3 separate regions of the Homo sapiens genome follow, and all the other regions are linked to region 2. A link is a contact called in ENCODE Hi-C or POLR2A ChIA-PET data. All regions are on one chromosome and are shown on one strand. The core of a region is the stretch at or near the end of the contact, and the rest is flanking DNA. Distances in the headings are between cores, read along the strand shown.

Region 1 (2,700 bases), core at 82-2,581, 360 kb before region 2:
CTTGGCCAAGATCTCCTGGGGCCATATGCTCGGAGTCAGGGCTGAGAAAGGGCCACAGGCAGGTGTATGGCTTCCTAAAACCAAAGAGGACCAGGAGAACAATCAAGAAAATGCAGAGGCAGGCCAGGCGCAGTGGCTCACGCCTGTAATCTCAGTACTTTGGGAGGCCGAGGTGGGCAGATCACCTGAGGTCAGGAGTTTGAGACCAGCCTGGCCAACATGGAGAAACCCATCTCTACTAAAAATACAAAATTAGCTGGGCGTGGTGGCACATGCCTGTAATCCCAGCTACTCGGGAGGCAGGAGAATAGCTTGAACCCAAGAAGCGGAGGTTGCAGTGAGCAAGGATCGTGCCATTGCGCTCCAGCCTGGGCAACAAGAGCGAAACTCTGCCTCAAAAAAATAAAAAAAAAATAGAAAATGCAGAGGCAAAATTCAAATCAGGAAATACCCTCTCCCTCTAAGAGCACCAGCATTAAAGGGACTGGCCCATCTCAAGCGTGCTGGGTAGGGAAGGAGCAGAGTGAAAGAAACCTCCTAGAAATCAGCAAATTTCTGGAGAAGAGGGGAAAGAAACAGCAGCACATTACAAAACATGACCAAACTTCATCTTCCGGCCTCTTTCTCCACCTGAGGACTGCAGATCTGCGGGTTGGAGAGCTGGAGGAGGAGAGCTAGAGAGCAGAGCTGAGAAGGAAGTTTTAATAACTTTCTCAGCCAGCCAGAAGCCTTCCCTACCATCTCCACCTCTCTTATCTGGATGGTGTTTTATGGAAAACAAGCCACCTTCCATCCCTCTGGCTCCTCTGTGAGAGCTTCAAACCCCGTTTCCAAGTCCAGCCCCTGCCTCTACCTGACATTGTGCTGGTGGGCTGGCAAGTCTTCTGCAGCTCCAATCTTAGAAGTCTCCTATCCTGCTATCTTAGAGCTGGAAGGCTCCTCAGGCTTCATCTGGTCCAGAATCATCTGCCCTGTTAGAAGAGAAAAGAGGAAAGTCATTCTATTTTTATTTTTATTTTTTTTTAGACAGAGTCTCGCTTGGTCACCTCAGGCTGGAGTGCAGTGGTGCAATCTCAGCTCACTGCAACCTCTGCCTCCTGGGTTCAAGAGATTCTTCTGCCTCGGCCTCCCGAGTAGCTGGGACTACAGGGTTGCACCACCACACCCGGCTGATTTTTGTCTTTTTAGTAGAGACGGGGTTTCACCATATTGGCCAGGCTGGTCTCGAACTCCTGACCTCGTGATCCCGCCGGCCTCGGCCTCCCAAAGTGCTGGGATTACAAGCATGAGCCACCGCGCCCGGCCAAGCCTTTACTTCCTTTTACTTCTAACCACAGAATTAAAGGCTCTCACTCTACGAAAGGAAGTAGGTGACAACGAGGAGATGTGGTTGAAAGATTTCAAGACAAGTTACATTCCGGTTTTTGAAATCATATTTACCTAAACCTGGCACTGAAGAAAAATTTACTTTTGCCATTTTTCACACAATGAGAATTCAGAAATGACAGTTGTTATCCTGGTCCATAACAGAACCTATTCTCCATGCTATCTGCCATGGAATTCTGGTGTTGGGAATTCTAGATAAATCGGGAAGAATTAGGTAAGTGAGAAGCAAAAAAGAGGAAAATCAAACCACCACTTCAAAGGAGCTGTGAGAAAATCCCAGTTCTCTTTAAAGACATACAAGTGTGGGGGCAAAAATAGCTCCTGTGGGCAGCTCAGCTGTGTCCCGGCCTCTGCTCCTGCCCCAGACACACACTGGCCAAGCCAAGTTTAGGATAAAGGCCACAGCAGAACATTCCTGACTGTTACAGAGGCTTTGGTACCCAAATGGGAGAGACGCTCCCTCCTGCTTCCAGACATGCCTGCTGAGAACCAGATGGCAGAACCTGCTTCCCCAACAGGCCAGCCATCCTGGTTGGTTGGTTCTGTGTGAAGAGAATGGAATTTTAATGTCTTCCTTCAGTGTAAAATATATGTGATATAGGGTTTCCCTCAGAACTATGAGCTGGATGATTACATATTTTTACATTAAAGAGACTGAGCTAGAAATTTTAAAAAGCATGTCATGTCATCATTCAATCCTTACAACACATTCATTCCTTACACAACAGAAAATAAGCCTAGGAGAGACTGATAGTTTCCAAATGGACTCCCAAAACTTTGCCCTGCCACACCATGTAACCCCACCCTGTGAAATGACGGACACATGGCCACCAGCTAGATGGCCCTGGGAATGGAACCCAGTGCTCTATTACGCCTCCTGCTGGCTTGGAGCCTGAGATGGCAAATGGCTGTGGCAGAACAACCACGTGTCAGCTTTGGGAGGGAGTGGGCTCAGCGCTCATCCTCTGCACCATGATTAAAAGTAAAGACATCTTGGCTGGGCGCGGTGGCTCACGCCTGTAATCCCAGCACTTTGGGAGGCTGAGGTGGGCGGATCACTTGAGGCCAGGAGTTTGAGACCAGCTTGGCCACCATGGTGAAACCCTGTCTCTACTAAAAATACAAAAAAATTAGCCAGGCATGGTGATGCATCCCTGTAATCGCAGCTACTTGAGAGGCTGAGGCACAAGAATTGCTTGAACCCGGGAGGCAGAGGTTGCAGTGAGCCAAGATCGCACCACTGCCCTCCAGCCTGGGTGACAGAGTGAGACTCTGTCTCAAAAAAAAAAAGTAAAGACATCTCCAGTCCAATCC
Region 2 (2,700 bases), core at 45-2,544:
GCTTGACTAGAGGTGACCGTTACTGGACGTCTTTAACCACTACAGCGTGTCTCGCTGGATCGGATGTCCAGCCTCTACAGCCGAATAAACCGGTAGTCTGGAACTGAAGGGCACCGGACCACGGGAAGGTGTAAAAACACTCTCCGTGCCCCTCGTTTCCTTGTCCAGAGTCTGAGCCGCCTCCCCAAGTGGCCGCACACGCAGGGCCCTGGCGAGGGGTGTGGAACGCATTCACCTTGTCACGCAGGTCCTGCACACAGGCCGGGACGCTGCGCAGGGACCCGAGGATCCGAGGCCTGACGCCTCCCTCTGCCACCGCCAGCCAGGGGCGGACGCGCCTCCGCGGGCCGGGAAGGTGTCCCCGCGCCGAGGCCCCCCGGAGACGGGAAGCGAACTCGACGGCCGGGCCAGCCCACCCGGAAGCCCTCCCCCAGCTCACACCTGCTGGCGCGTGACGCCCGGAGCCGCGCGCGCGCCCGCCAGTGCCTGCCCGGCCGTTCGGGGCGCCCCGGCCCGCGCGCCGGACGTCGCCCCGAGTCCCTCCCCGCCCCTCGACTCAAATCTCGGCGGCGCCCGCTCCCGCGGAGCGCGCGCTCAGCGCCGCCGGCCGCACCAGCCCCGCGCGCGCTCACGCCCCCTCCCCGGCCCGCTCCCCGCCCCACGCGCGCTCCCTCGCGAGGACACGCACACGCCGCGCCTCCGCTCACCGCCCCGGGCCGCGCCGCGCGCCCCCGGGGGCGCCCTCGCCGACCCCCGGCCGCCCCGCTCCGTCCCGGCGGGGCGCGGGGGAGGGGAAGGACGGCGCGGCCGCCGCACCTCACTCACCGCCGAGCCGTGCCGGCTCCGAGTGCGCGGCGTTTCGCTGTGAGGCGAGGCGCGCAGTCTCCGCTTCTCCGCAGACTATGGAGGCGACGTCGTAGGGGGGACTGAGGGGCGCAGGGGTCACTCCCTCCCGTTTCGCCTTGCAGCAGCACGGGGACCCCAAAAACTAAAAACAAAATAAACAAACTTTCCCCTCCGCATCCCTCCCCCAAAACCACAACACAAACACTCGGGGGCCCGCCCAGAGCCCCACTCCATTGGCCGCAGGGAGGATGCTTCCGGCTCTCACTGGCTGGCTTTTGTGCCCGTCAAGCTGTCGTTCCGCCCCTCCAATTCCTCGTTGCTGCCTTCGCCCCTCATTGGTTAAGTGCTTCCCGTTTAACGAGCTAGGATTGGCTGAGCTGCCTGAGCCAATCATGTGGGGACACACCCCCTCAGCATCCCAGAGGCCGCTTCCTCGGTCGAGGACCCAGAGAGACTCAGGGGAAATTAGAGCATGATGGCGGCCGAGGTCGCTTGGCGCAACCATCGTCTTTTTTCTTTATTTTTAGCTCATTAGTGCCTTGCCTCGGCGCTGTTTCCCTAAGCTCCTCTCTCCAACCAGTACTGCCCTATAACGGAATCCATACGTGCCGGCTCCTTGATTTATCCCCTCCGAAGTGCTGAGTGTGGGCTGGTTGTGCGTCATTGGACTGTCAGGATGTCACTCCCCAGTCAAATCTTCAAGCTATTGGTGGAACAGCAAGAAAGCCCGTCCATCAACAAGGGCTAATACCATTGGTTTGACTCCACTGTGTTATTTCCTGGCACCTTATTGGGCAAATAGGTGCGTCAGATCCGGATTCGCTCTGCTACGGTTAATTGTTTACTGGGGATTTGGGGTCAACTCTGGTTGTTTGGCCAGTAGTTGACGATAATAGTGACTCCCTTGCCTATTTTGTGCCAAGTATTGGGCTGCTTTCTTCACAAACATTATCTGGTTAAACCTGGGAGTAATGCAGTATCCAGTTTTTATAGATGGGAAATTAAGGCTGGCGAGAGCTTAGAAAACTTGCCCAAGGTCATCCAGATACAGAGTCGTTGGTGGGCCTGGCATCTGGTCCTGGGTCAAACTGCAGAGACTTCACTCTTTTTATTATGCTTTAGTGCCTCCACCTTAGACGATGTACTTGTCAGCCAACCTAGCATCTTAAAAACGTTTCATTTGGAACTCAAAGTCTTCAGTCAGTTTCTAGAAGTGACTTTGTTGGGGACTTACTATGGAAAGGTTGTCATTGCCTCCACCACATCTTCCTCCCCAGGACCCATTCCTCTCCCCTTTAAGGTAGACATTTCTGCCTCCTTTTATGCGAAGCCTAGGCACCACTCGCAACCCCTGACCAACCATCTACAACTCATTCTTTGGAGAGAGTCCTCAAGAGCTGGAAAACTAGGAGAAATCAAGTCTAAAGAGAGAGACAGAATAAATCGTCTTAGAAATGAATAATTTATTGCATGCAAAGAGAACAGCCCTTCAGCTCCTGGAAATCTTCCAGGATAGTTGATGCTGAGCAAGACGTGTGCTCCTGGCTGGTGGCCACTGGGTTCTTTCCCTATAGCAGCATTCATCGAAGTGAATCCAACATTTCAGCCAGAGGAGGGCAGGACGCTTAGGACCCATTGCCAGTGAGCTTTTGCGACCGAAATGATCTCCAGGAGCACAACGCTGGACTCTAGCCCACATTCCATCTTGGGTAATTAACATTTTACCGTCCCAAATCCCCATCCCCTGTAGCTTCAGTGGGATCACCGCCCTTGTTTCACTTCCTGATCCAAGCTGTTGTGTAACCTCCTTGGCACTGCTTTAATAATAAAACAACCATTGTAACATAGTAACAA
Region 3 (2,700 bases), core at 164-2,663, 440 kb before region 2:
ATTCAGTGTATGTTGGACCAGGAGATAGTGAGATTCTTTCTGAGAAGAAACTTGGTACATCTGAGAAACACCAGTCAAGGCATTAGGTGTCAGAGATTAATTCCTTGAGGGCAGAAGCCTTTTTGTGGTAGGCAGCTAATATCCCAGTAGTGGTCTGGTAGTCAAGAACCCAAAGTTCTTGGTTTGATCTTGCCAATGGTGAACTTGGCTAAGTTGCTCTAAGCTTGGCACACTAGTTCTTCTCATTGTGTAGTAGTGGGTATAATGACTAATGACTCCAGTTCTGGCTCATAGGGTCAAATGAGATACGTATGAAAGTAGCTTTGTAAAGTATTATATAAATGTATAGTGGTGTTTTCCTTCTCAGTTCCTATGTCATACTTAGTACCAACGCATACACAAAATAAGTGATTACTTATAAATATTTATGACATTAATTTGAAAATTTTAGGTAAGGGATATACTGTGGTAAAGGCTGTACTCACCAAGGCTGCATACACTGAGAGGTGATTATAGTCACAATAGTGGTTAACATATATCCTGTCCTTAGATGTTATTTAGCCTCAGAGTGAACTGTGTGATACACACACAAACACACACAAGTATATATGAAGTTTACACTCTTTTGTTAGTCTCTTGTGTAGTGAATTTATTTTTGTACACCTGCTACCCTTCTCTTTTGTTTGTTTTTGTTTTTTGAGACAGTCTTGCTTTGTCACCCAGGCTGGATTGCAGTGATGCAACCTTGGCCCACTGCAGCCTTGACCCCCTAGGCTCAAGTGATCCTCCCGCCTTAGTCCCCCAAGTAGCTGGGACCACAGGCAAGTGCCACCATGCCCAGCTAATTTTTTTGTAGAGATGGGGTTTTGCCGTGTTGCCCAGGCTGTCTGAGATCAAGTGATCCACCAGCCTCAGCCTCCCAAAGTGCTAGGATTAGAGGCGTGAGCCACACTGCACCCGGCTCCCTGTACCCTTCTTAATACGAACTTAAAGTGTTCGTAATGAGCCAACCGTTGTAAGGTTTTTGGACTTCTTATAAAAAGCCAGATTCAAATACAGTTGTTTAGACAAAAATGTCTTAGTATGGAAATATGCATGAGCATATTTTCCTGCCAGATTTGTGGTTAGAAAAGAAGCAAATTTTCCTCCTAGAGTGGAAGGAAGAAAAAAACAATAAAGAAAAGAAGCAAGCTATTCAAGAAGAAGGTAGTATAGTGGTAGCTTTTTGTTGAGACCAGTCACCAGCCTGGAACTTTCTTTAGTAAGTAATTAGATTCATTGAATAAAATGTTCAACCGAGCTTGGTGCAATCTCATAGTTACAAAACACTCTTGCCAAAGAAAGTTGCAGTCTTAATATCCGTAATCGAATCATTTCCTGTTCGGGCTTGCAGGTGGGGAACAATCTGAAACTGCAGTCCTATAAGATTAGTTATAAAGAAAACGCCTTGGTGGGAGAAGCCTTGATGATAATATTGAATAGACAGCCTAACAAGTGTGGGGATGAAGAAGGTACACCAGGATCCTGGGACTAACCAGATTTAAAGGCGTAAGTCGGGATCTGCAAGCCCACTCCCTTGGGGTGATCTGAATAAAGCTACTCTAGGGCATTCAGGTATGTGCTGAACACACTCGGGCAGTGGGCCAGGCAGATGGCTCATTCCTGCACCGACCTTCGAAGGCCTGCCAGGTTGAAAAGCTACCACTGGGGAGGCATGGCTGTGCTCTAGCAAGAACAAGAACATGCATTTCATGTAGCATTTGGTCCTTCCCAGTTGAGGGAGATGCCTTAGGACTACGTTAATCTCTGAGTCCACTTAGGGCTTGGGATGTATTCTCACAGCCCTTGCTCCTCCTCCATCTTAGAGTTTATTTTTACCATCATTGCAACCTCCTCTAAGTGATTCTTCCAGACCCATAGTTAGCCTTTGAGATTCCGCAGTTCTCCTCCCTACTCTTCCCCACCATGTCTTCATTGAGACCCACATTTTTAGGTTTGACTAAACCTTCCATCTAGGAATAGGTAGGAGGCTAAGCAATTTAGGCCGCATTCATGTATCCTGTCATTTGCTTCACTGCATCTTCTTGGCTGTGGTAAAGGAAATTTAGGTGTGATACACTCCTTAGGCTTCCCTGCCCTGCCCCCCTTTCCTTTTGCCCTTTTGATTTTTTTTAATCTGATACTCAGGCTCTCCTCCCGCCTTCACACACCATTGGAGTCTCCTAAGCTATTTCTGTCAGTTTAATGATCCCCAGCTGTTGCCACAGTTCAGGCTGTTTTCATGCCCAGGAGAAGCATCGAAGAGGCAGAGGAAAAGGGGTCTTGTTTGTTGTCTGTCCCACAGTGTGTAAAACAAATCAAATTCATTTTTCTGAAACTACTAGTGAGATTCCTTAGGGATGGATGTTAATACTGGGATGATTTGAAAATCAGGAGGAGGAAAAGTACATGGTAGTATCAGGGACATTTTTAAAATAAGCATTCTGCTGATAGGTGTGGCACTCTGCATCACTCAGAATTATGCTAGAAAATTGAGGTATGTGGTATGGAGGAATTATTTGATCACTTTGCATTCTTTTAGATTTTTTTTTTTTTTTTGAGACGGAGTCTCACTATGTTGCCAGGCTGGAGTGCAGTGGCGCAATCTCCTCTCACTGCAACCTCCTACTCCCAGATGCAAGCGATTCTCCTGCCTCAGCC

The links. Hi-C counts contacts between places; a loop is a spot of excess contacts on that map. ChIA-PET counts read pairs that join two places held with the same protein, here RNA polymerase II (POLR2A). Pooled maps may share reads with other maps.
Region 1: a pooled map shows a loop between it and region 2 (5-fold over the local background). The contact joins the enhancer-like site here to the promoter of TNRC6B-DT in region 2. A Hi-C loop is called at or near these places in 8 of 50 pooled maps. POLR2A ChIA-PET finds 5 or more read pairs at or near these places in 8 of 52 experiments (B cell, CD4-positive, alpha-beta T cell, CD8-positive, alpha-beta memory T cell and 5 more).
Region 3: a pooled map shows a loop between it and region 2 (2.3-fold over the local background). The contact joins the enhancer-like site here to the promoter of TNRC6B-DT in region 2. A Hi-C loop is called at or near these places in 4 of 37 single-sample maps with no recorded cell type and 6 of 50 pooled maps. POLR2A ChIA-PET finds 5 or more read pairs at or near these places in 2 of 52 experiments (GM12878 and activated naive CD4-positive, alpha-beta T cell).

What each region holds. Positions count from the first base shown.
Region 1 is chr22:40,398,967-40,401,666 of GRCh38, reverse strand. It overlaps SGSM3 (small G protein signaling modulator 3), which reads right to left. Exons shown (of 22, transcript NM_015705.6): 2 at 854-971; 3 at 1-74. The coding sequence starts at 860. Among named protein-coding and RNA genes, the nearest start is that of SGSM3, 30 kb to the right of the region's middle. RefSeq lists an enhancer at 2,653-2,700. Within about 2 kb of position 1,331, at least 8 of the 41 ENCODE cell types and tissues checked have a DNase peak (open chromatin) inside an H3K27ac peak, as active enhancers do; they include B cell, CD4-positive, alpha-beta T cell and OCI-LY7, where a contact is called at or near this core.
Region 2 is chr22:40,043,124-40,045,823 of GRCh38, reverse strand. TNRC6B-DT (TNRC6B divergent transcript) reads left to right here and starts at 1,294. Exons shown (of 1, transcript NR_163486.1): 1 at 1,294-2,694. It overlaps FAM83F (family with sequence similarity 83 member F), which reads right to left. Exons shown (of 5, transcript NM_138435.4): 5 at 2,290-2,700. It also overlaps a transcript of TNRC6B not described here. RefSeq lists silencers at 241-310, 321-540 and enhancers at 841-960, 1,271-1,570, 1,652-2,299.
Region 3 is chr22:40,484,969-40,487,668 of GRCh38, reverse strand. The region is part of intron 3 of MRTFA (myocardin related transcription factor A); the gene reads left to right. Among named protein-coding and RNA genes, the nearest start is that of MRTFA-AS1, 35 kb to the left of the region's middle. Within about 2 kb of position 1,413, at least 11 of the 41 ENCODE cell types and tissues checked have a DNase peak (open chromatin) inside an H3K27ac peak, as active enhancers do.